Linked DNA regions of Mus musculus: region 1 is linked to region 2. The links are chromatin loops, found by intact Hi-C in ENCODE. Cell type or tissue: left cerebral cortex. All regions are shown on one strand. Each heading gives the region's core, and the rest is flanking DNA. Links, peaks and the distances in the headings are about the cores only. Region 1 holds the start of Cfdp1 (craniofacial development protein 1). Region 2 holds the start of Tmem231 (transmembrane protein 231).

Region 1 (4,386 bases), core at 299-4,298, 79 kb before region 2:
GTGCTAAAGGAAGATGTAGGCAGGCATCTTGTTTTAAGGTCTCAGTCTTCCTAATGCTGCCACCCTTTAATAAATAGCCTCATGTTGTGGTGACCCCCCCAACCATACATTTTTAGGGAATTGCCAGCTTCGTCCACTCTGAAACTCAGTTGTATGCCTACTTTATGACTTGTTTGTTACTACTTTATTTTGTTGCTACTTTATAACTTAATTTTGCTACTGTTATGAATTATTATATAAACATCTGTGTCTGGATGGCCTTAGGCCACACTGGTGAGAGAACTTTCTACACCTAATGTTTTTGGGTTTTTTTGTTTTTTTAAAGATTTATTTATTTTATTTTATTATATGTGAGTACACTGTAGCTGTCTTCAGATGCACCGGAAGAGGGCGTCAGATCTCATTACGGGTAGTTGTGAGCCACCATTGGTTGCTAGGATTTGAACTCAGGACCTTCGGAAGAGCAGTCGGTGCTCTTAACCACTGAGCCATCTCTCCAGCCCTACCTAATGTTTTTGAGACAGTGTTTCTCACTGGACAGAAGCTCACTAAGCCAGTGAGATCCGAGGATTGCTCCTGTCAACATTCAAAAGGCCACAGTTAGAGGCACCCACAAGATACCTCCAGCTTTTCTGTGGGTGCTGGGCATCTGAACTCAGGATCTTAAGCTGCACAGCTAGCTTTCTTATCCACAACGCCTAGAGTTACTTTTCGCCTAAGCAACTACACTGGAATAAATAACTTTACGGAAACGCCTAAGCCAGGGCAAGGTACAAGATGAGAAGGGAGTATGTTTTGGTATTAAGATGTACTGGTAGTTGGGCATTGGTGGTGCACGCCTTTAATCCCAGCACTCGGGAGGCAGAGGCAGGCGGATTTCTGAGTTCAAGGCCAGCCTGGTCTACAGAGTGAGTGCCAGGATAGCCAGGGCTACAAAGAGAAACCCTGTCTCGAAACAAAACAAAACAAAAAAGACATACTGGCTGAAGTTAAGAACACGGGTTGCTTTTTCAAAGGGTCCACTTACAATCCCTAGCCCCGATTCAAGGGTCCACAATCGTCTATAATTCGACTTCCAGGGGATATTAATACCTATTCTAGGCTCTGAAGACACTAAATATACATGTAGATACATACAAATAGATGTGCATGTAGGCAAAACACTCACACACATAAATGTTTAAAAGATTTGTCTGGACCTCGCATAAGCTGGATTCTTAGTGTGCTCCTCTACCGCACCCCAAGAAAAAAAAGATAGCTAGGCCATTAAGAGTGTGCGCTTCAGCCGGGCGTGGTGGCGCATGCCTTTAATCCCAGCACTTGGGAGGCAGAGGCAGGTGGATTCGAGGCCAGCCTGGTCTACAAAGTGAGTTCCAGGACAGCCAGGGCTATAGAGAAACCCTGTCTCAAAAAAAAAAAAAAAAAAAAAAAAAAAAAAAAAAGAGTGTGCGCTTCATTCCAAAGGATCTGACTTTGGTTCCAGAGTCGGGCGGCTCACAACTGAGTGTAACTCCTTCACCTGGGGACCCGATACCCCCTTCTGTCCTCTTTGGCCACCTGAATGCACCGCCATACATACACAAAAATAATAAGGGGCTGGCGAGACGACTCAGCTCTACAACCACCTGTAACTCCAGTCCCAGAAGCCCTAGGCACACACATGATGTACAGAGACAGACAGACATTCAGGAAAAAACACTGATATACGTGCCATAAAATCTCTAAAAATAAAACTTTTGAAAAAGTTCTTAAAAGAGGACGATGGGTAGCTCCTGCAAAGAGGGAAAACACATTATCACATCAACTTTCTAACAAGCCGATCCCTTCCGAACCCAGAGGCGGACAATTGAGTTTCGGACGTGAAGGAAGCTGGCAATTCCCTAAAAACAATCTCCAATGTCCGGGTCGGCTTCCAGAACCAGCCGGTAGGTAGGTAGTACGCTCAGCCTGCGGGCTTCACGCGCCTGTTCCCGCGCTCCGAGGGGGCGGCGGCCCAGGACAGCAGCTATGCAGAACCGACACATGCGTGTTCCAGGCCGCCTGAGGGCCGGGGTCCTGATAACCCGAACTCCGGAGCCCACGGGCCGTGGGGACCTCGCGATCACGAGGCCCACGCCCTGGGGACCGTCCGGGAGAGTCTCGAGTGAGGTGTGAAGCGTGGAAACCACCCTCCTTTCGCCTCAGGCCGAATCGCTCACCGGACGGCAAGTAGTCCTCATCCTCGTCCGATGTGGAGAAGTCTTCGGAGTCGAATTCCTCCATGCTGCTGTCACTTGGGGCCTGCTACCCACACGACTGCGGCCACTGCCCCAAAATAGCGAAGCTAGATATAGGGCGAGACCATAGGGGTACAGGACCAGCAGCTAGGGCCGCCCTAGAGGCGAGCGCACATGCGCAGGCAGTGCCACGTGGTCAGAGACGACACTTCCGGCTGCTGCGATTGGTCAGTCTACACTCACCGGGCCCTTGTGGGATTCCGGACCCCCACCTCTCAGAAGCGATGCATGCTGGGGCTTGTAGTTTTCAACGGTACCGTGCGTCCTTAATGGAGAATGGCTTATCTGCGGAAATAGTACTTTCTCTTTATACTTGTCTTTTTATTTTGAAATTTGCTCACAAGCTAATATTTTTTCTAACTCTAAAATCAGAGATTAAAATGTCGCTCCCGGATATGCTCAGCGAGTAAAAACTGAAAGCTGAATAGATAGATGCTAAAGTTCCCATCAACTTTTGAGCAAGGCTGAGGCTCTGCCTTTTTGATTCAATTCTCTCGCTAGAATCGAATTCTTTAATGCAGTTTTTGTGCCTTTTCCCTGCATTTTTGTTTTTGTTTGTTTTTTTTTTTTTTCTGCCTAAAATTGCTCCCAAGAACACTACCGAAACTCTGTCTAATATTCTAAGCGCAAGAAGACTGCGACGCTCTTTCCTGAGAAACTCGGCCTGTTAAGTAAGCTACATTCAGGCCTGAGTTACAAGTACTGTTGGCAGTAAGTTCAGCATTAATGAATCAACAATCCGATAATCACTAAAAGACAAAAGGAAATCCGCTTATCTGTGAGGGAAGCCACTACACAAAGTGCTAGATTGACACTTTTGAAACAACGGGAAAGATGGATGGAAAAGCAGTTAAATTTGTGAGTATGTGAGGATTGGCGAGACGGCCCAAAGGTTAACAGTACTTGTTGCTTCTGCAGCAAAACTAGGTTTGGTTCCTAGCATCCCCAACATGGCGGTTCACTACCGCCCTGGTTCTGACCTCAATAGGCACCAGGCATGTATGTAGTACAGTGCAGCAAGCACCTTCACCCACTGAGCCATGCCCCTAGTCCCTCAGAAATCACCTTCTGCCGGGCGTGGTGGCGCACGCCTTTATATATATATATATATACACACATTTTTTTAAAACTGTGATGAGAATATAATGCATACTGTACTGAGAATAATCGAACTCTCGGAGCACATGAAGGAGGAAGATGAGGAAATCTTAGCAGAGAAATCCGTAGGAACAACCAATAGGAAATTTTAGCAGAGACATCGGGAGGACCAACCAATGCTCTGGATGAGTGGGTAAAACCTGGTGGGAGTTGACCAATGGGATGGCAATGGGAATCAGCCTAAGAGTTCACAGCCGTCAAAATATCAGTGTGGAATACATCTAAAGGGGGCTGGGGAAGGTGACGTAGAAGAATGTGACCCAATGCTTAATTGTGCCCTCAAATTTAAGCATGTCACCTCCTCTGGCCCTTATGCTGAGATGCTTAACAGAATGAGGCAGAAAGCCCTGTGTGGTGATGGCACACGATTTTAATTCCAACAATCAGGAGACAGAGACAGGGAGATCTCTGTGAGTTCAAGGCCAGCTTGATCTTCATAAAGTGTTCCAGGTCAGTCAACACTACATAGTAATACTCTTTTTTAGAGGGGCAGGGGTAGGATTTTTTGAGACAGGGTCTCTCTGTGCAGCTCTGGCTGTCCTGGAACTCACTATGTAAACCAGGCTGGCGGTGAACTGAAAGATCCGCCTGTCTCTGCCTCCTGAGTGTTGGGATTAAAGACTTGGGTTTGTGCCTCGCTGTGATACTCAATTTTTAAAAAATAATTAAAAAAGAAAAAAAAGAAAAGATAAAGGAATGAGGCAGGAAACAAAGCAGAAAAGAATGATGCAAATTTTCAGGCAGGACTGGGAGGGAGGGGAAAATGCTTACGTCATCACGTCATCTCCTCATCAAGCCGCGAGAACCGAACACCTGGGGTAGAACCGCTGGATGCTGACGTGTCTCGCTCTTCCTCTCCAGCAGAATAAGCACCACCTATGTGTCCCTTGGTTTTCAGGAAGCAAGCCAAAGTTGAGCAGGTTAGCCACAGTGGGCTAGCTGACCCTCTGCA
Region 2 (4,386 bases), core at 125-4,124:
CTGAAGAATAAAAGAGTGCAATGATGTTAAAACAAAACAAAACTTCCAAAGCAAAAACTTTTGCATTAGTTACCTAATGAGAGTGTGTTAGAAGCCCTCCCCAGGCTGGGTGGCTGGCGGTAGTAGCAGAGGGGAGGGAGAGGTTGACAAATCTCTGAGTTCGAGGCCAACCTGGTCAACAGAGCAAGTTATTTGACAGCCAGCGCTACACAGAGAAACCCTGTTCTAACAAATAGAAAGAAACGCTTTCCAGATGTTTAAATAAGATTTGCCGAGTCTCCACCTCTTTCATGAGAATCCTCTACTGACATTCCACGGGGGAAGCTGGAGCCTGCGCTCCCCTCCCACTCCCACCAGGCCCCATCGCACCTCCCCCTCTCTCATCCCTTCAGTTTCCCTAGGTGCGCATTTTGCTTAGTCAGCCTTTCATGTCGTAACTAAGACTACTACGCAAGTCCGGTTCGCAACCTTGACTGCGCATCCTTCCTAGCGTCTTCTCGTGGCTTATTTCCTTGCAGTTAACAATTACTTTACTTGCTTGCTTTGTTTTCTCTAAGTGCATGAAATTTCAACAAAACGCTTCCACTGGCATTCAGACGTGCATGACTTAAGTCTGGGCCTCACGTCTGTAGTCCCAGCTTCGTAGCTGGCTGAACTGGGCTTACAGCTTGGGCAGGCAACATAGCAATAACCCATCTCAAAAAGAATAAAAAAGCTGTAGGATTTAGTTAAAGCTTTGTTTATTCACTTACTAATTTTAATAGTAAAACGATTGGAGCAAATTAAAAAAAAAAAAAATCAAGGATGGGTAATGAGATAGCTCAGCAGGTAAAGACTCCTGCAGCCAACCCTGGGAATCCAAGCTGGATTCCCGGGACAGTGACAGGAGGGAACTGACCCCTCCAAGTTGTCTTTTGACTTTACATGCCAGCGCTACGCTTTTGAGACTGAATAGCCCTGAGCTTGCTGTATAGGTCAGGGAAGGGGGGGGGCAATCCTGCCTCAGGTGGAGGTTAGAAACAAAATATTTACTAACAAACACCTAGTTAAAGTCATCACTCTGCCCATGTCATTATATGAACGGCAAGGGATGACCGTAAGGAAGCACTTGATTTATGCGAAAGTAAACACTAAACTGCAGCCAGTAAAATGTTTCCCTTACACAGGAGACAGCTGCAGTGTGGCAAAGAGTTGAGAAGCCTAACCCAGACAGGCGTGGCTTGGCTAGAGCAGGACCTGAGAATTCAACCAATCACCGCTTGCCCCGCCCTACCCCGCATCAAGTCTGCATAAAAACACTGGTACTTTCTGTCTTTACAGCTTGGTGATGTTCAAACTCAGCAGCGTACTGGGGTGTACAGAACTCCGCCTACAAGCCCTCAAAGGGGTTTTTTCTTCAGCCACCTTTCCATTCAGAAAATGACCAGCACCAGAAACAGGCTCTGGACTCTTGTTGTCCGGCAAACACAGTGCCTGCACGGCTGCCTTTCTAGGGAAACCTGGAGAAACTGAATAAAACTATCTAGAAAGTTAAGCATGCGCAGGCCAAAGGGACTTTTGTTTCCAACCCTCGTGGCTCCTTAAGATCCAAGCTGTGGGACTGAGAGTGGCTCAGTGGTTAAGTCCTTGCATGCAAGCACAAAGCCTTGGGTTTGATTCCCAGCACCCCATATACCCCAGCAGGGCGTTGCATAGCGAATCCCCGGCACTGGGAAGGTGAAGGCCGAGTATCAGTTGTTGAAAGACGACTTTGGCTATATAGTTTAAGGCAAGCCTGGGATACACGAGACTCTGCTCTCACACCCGGTCAAATGACCCAAACTGGGATCTCACTCCATCCTATCACCCCCAGGATCCGGGCGGGAACCACGCACCGACACGAGCGGGACGCGCAGGTGAGCCCCCTGCAGCCGGTTGAAGGTGGGGAACGTGCTCCAGGCGAGGAAGGCTTCAGGCTCCGGCCCCAGGAGAGCCACGAGCAGCACTTGGTGCTGGAAGCGCACGTTCGGCTGCTCCTCGTAGCTGCTCCGCTTCAGCCAAAACCCTGCGGGAGACAAGGCGGGTTGGGGGGAGCCAGGTTAGGATTGCCGGCCTGGGCCCGCCGGCCGCGCCGTGTGGCCCTCCAGGCCCGGGCAGGCTCACCGTGGCTCCGGAAGGCCACCAGCAGCGGGGGGATGTAGGTGAGCGCGGTGGTCAACAGCAGGAAGAGCGCGGCCTTGGAGCAGAGCCCCGCGCGGTAAGCGCGCTCGATTGGGTGAGAGAAGAGATGGTACAGCGCCATGAGCGCAGGGCCGCAGCGCCGAGTCTCCACGGCAACCGACGGCGGGCAGAGGAACCAATAGCAGGCATGCAGGCCTCTAGAAGGGGGTGGAGCTAGCAGGAGGAGGGTCCTGTGTTAGTGCTGTGCCTGCGCGTCTCTTCAAGAAGGCAACTGTATGGGCTGGTGAGATGGCTCAGCCGGTAAGAGCGCTGACTGCTCTTCCAAAGGTCCTGAGTCAAATCCCAGCAACCACATGGTGGCTCACAACCATCCATAATGAGATCTGACGCCCTCTTCCGGAATGTCTGAAGACAGCTACAGTGGTGTACTTACATATAATAAATAAATCTTAAAAAAAAAAAAAAGAAAGCAACTGTAATGATATTTTCACTCACCAAAGTCTGTGTCAATTGTACAAAATCAGACGTGCATAGATGTTGACATCACCCCATAGATCATCTATTAACTCATGACATAAGGATGGTTGATGTAGCTTAGTTGGTAGAGGGCTAGCCTACTATACAGGAAGCCCTGAGTTCATCTCCAGCACTTCATTAAACCAGGCACCTTGGCCCACATCTGTAACACTAACAACTCTTCAGGTGAAGACAGAAGGATCAGAAGTCCAAGGTCATCTTTAGCTACATTGTGAGTTTGAGACCAGCCAGAGATACTGGAGACTTTGTTTCAATGCAAAAACTCCATTGAGGTTCATACTGAAGTCGGGACATTCCTATAACAAGGCCACCGTCCTAGAACCAGGTACTTTTGTCTTCAAGGTTAATGCTTTCACTATGCCCCATAGCAGGAAAGATAGAAAACAGGAAACAAACCCCCTGATTATTTAAAGGTTAGAACAAAAACAAAAAATAAAAGGCCGGGCGTAGTGGTGCACGCCTTTAATCCCAGCACTCAGGAGGCAGAGGCAGGCGGATTTCTGAGTTTGAGGCCAGCCTGGTCTACAAAGTGAGTTTCAGAACAGCCGGGGCTACACAGAGAAACCCTGTCTCGGAAAAAAAAAAAAAAAAAAAAAGGTTAAAGGGTATTTTACTAAATGGCTCCTTCTGTTGTACTTTGTTAGCTATAAACACTGATACTGTCTTCCCCAAAGTTAGCATTAGCTGATCACTTAGGTAAATACTAACACCAATATCTTAACATGGAAGACAGATTTTTACCTGTTTGGAAGTAGGGTCTTACTATGTAGCCTGTGCTGGCCCTCAATTCTCCTTTCTCCAGGTCCTCTGCAAGAACAATCGGTGCTCTTAACAATTGGGTCATCTCTCCAGCTCCCACCATCTATCTTAATTCTGGAAAGGCTGTCCTCTGACCTCTACATGCCTGTCATGGTGCTCATCTGCATCTATGCACAAATAATGAATAAGTAAATGTAGTGTAACATGTAAGTAAGCTGGAGAGGCCGGTTTTCCAGAGGATCAAGGTTTGACTTTCAGCACCCACACAGGGGCTCAGAGCCAACTGTAACTCCAGTCCTAGGGGATCCAACAGCTTCTGTGGGCACTGCAGACACATGGTCCATAGACACACACGCAGGCAAAACACCCAAACACATGTAGTTAAAATAAAGGTGTTGGCACACAGCTTTGATCCCAGTGTTTAGGAGACAGAGGCAGTCAGATCTCTGAGTTCTAGGCCAGCCTGGTCTACAGAGTGACTTCCAGGACAGCCAAGGCTACAATGAAAAACCTTGTCTCAAAAAATAAATAATAATAATAATAGGAAATATAAATGTATTTTTAAATTAAAAAATAAAAACTGTGCTTAAATAACCGTTTTGGAATGGCTGAATGTAATGTAGATTCTTTGTGGTGGTTGTTCTCTGAGTAAGAGAATGTTTGCCTCCAAAGAGTCGACAGAAGGAAACATACACTGTCGCTAAGTCACCGGTGAGACAGGGAGGTGACTGTTACGAATTTAGAAGTATAAAATGGTTTAGCCTTAGCTGGGTGTGGTGGTGTATACCTTTATTCCCAGCACTGGGGAGGCAGAAGCAGAGACAGAGGGAGGTGGATTTCTGTGAGTCCCAGACCAACCCAATCTACATTGTGTTCTCCTGTCCCTGAAGTTTGCCTCAAAAGATGATAAAGTCATTTCCTTCCAACTAT

Evidence for each region. A loop is a pair of places that touch in the nucleus more often than their neighbours do. Peaks named below come from ENCODE experiments on the same cell type or tissue, not always from the same donor. Only the 100,000 strongest peaks of a DNase experiment are listed, where the experiment ranks them.
Region 1: it touches region 2 in a loop (3-fold over the local background); 1 of 42 quality-filtered maps calls a loop at or near these places.

Annotation. Positions count from the first base shown.
Region 1 is chr8:111,851,946-111,856,331 of GRCm38, forward strand. Cfdp1 (craniofacial development protein 1) reads right to left here and starts at 2,392. Exons shown (of 7, transcript NM_011801.2): 1 at 2,199-2,392. The coding sequence starts at 2,262. In left cerebral cortex, for the core only: a CTCF peak has its summit at 2,374; a DNase peak (open chromatin) is centred at 2,442; H3K4me3 peaks cover 1,482 bases; H3K27ac peaks cover 494 bases.
Region 2 is chr8:111,931,486-111,935,871 of GRCm38, forward strand. Tmem231 (transmembrane protein 231) reads right to left here and starts at 2,328. Exons shown (of 7, transcript NM_001033321.2): 1 at 2,143-2,328; 2 at 1,875-2,044. The coding sequence starts at 2,281. In left cerebral cortex, for the core only: a CTCF peak has its summit at 2,543 (motif pointing left); DNase peaks (open chromatin) are centred at 1,289 and 2,347; H3K4me3 peaks cover 1,396 bases; H3K27ac peaks cover 507 bases.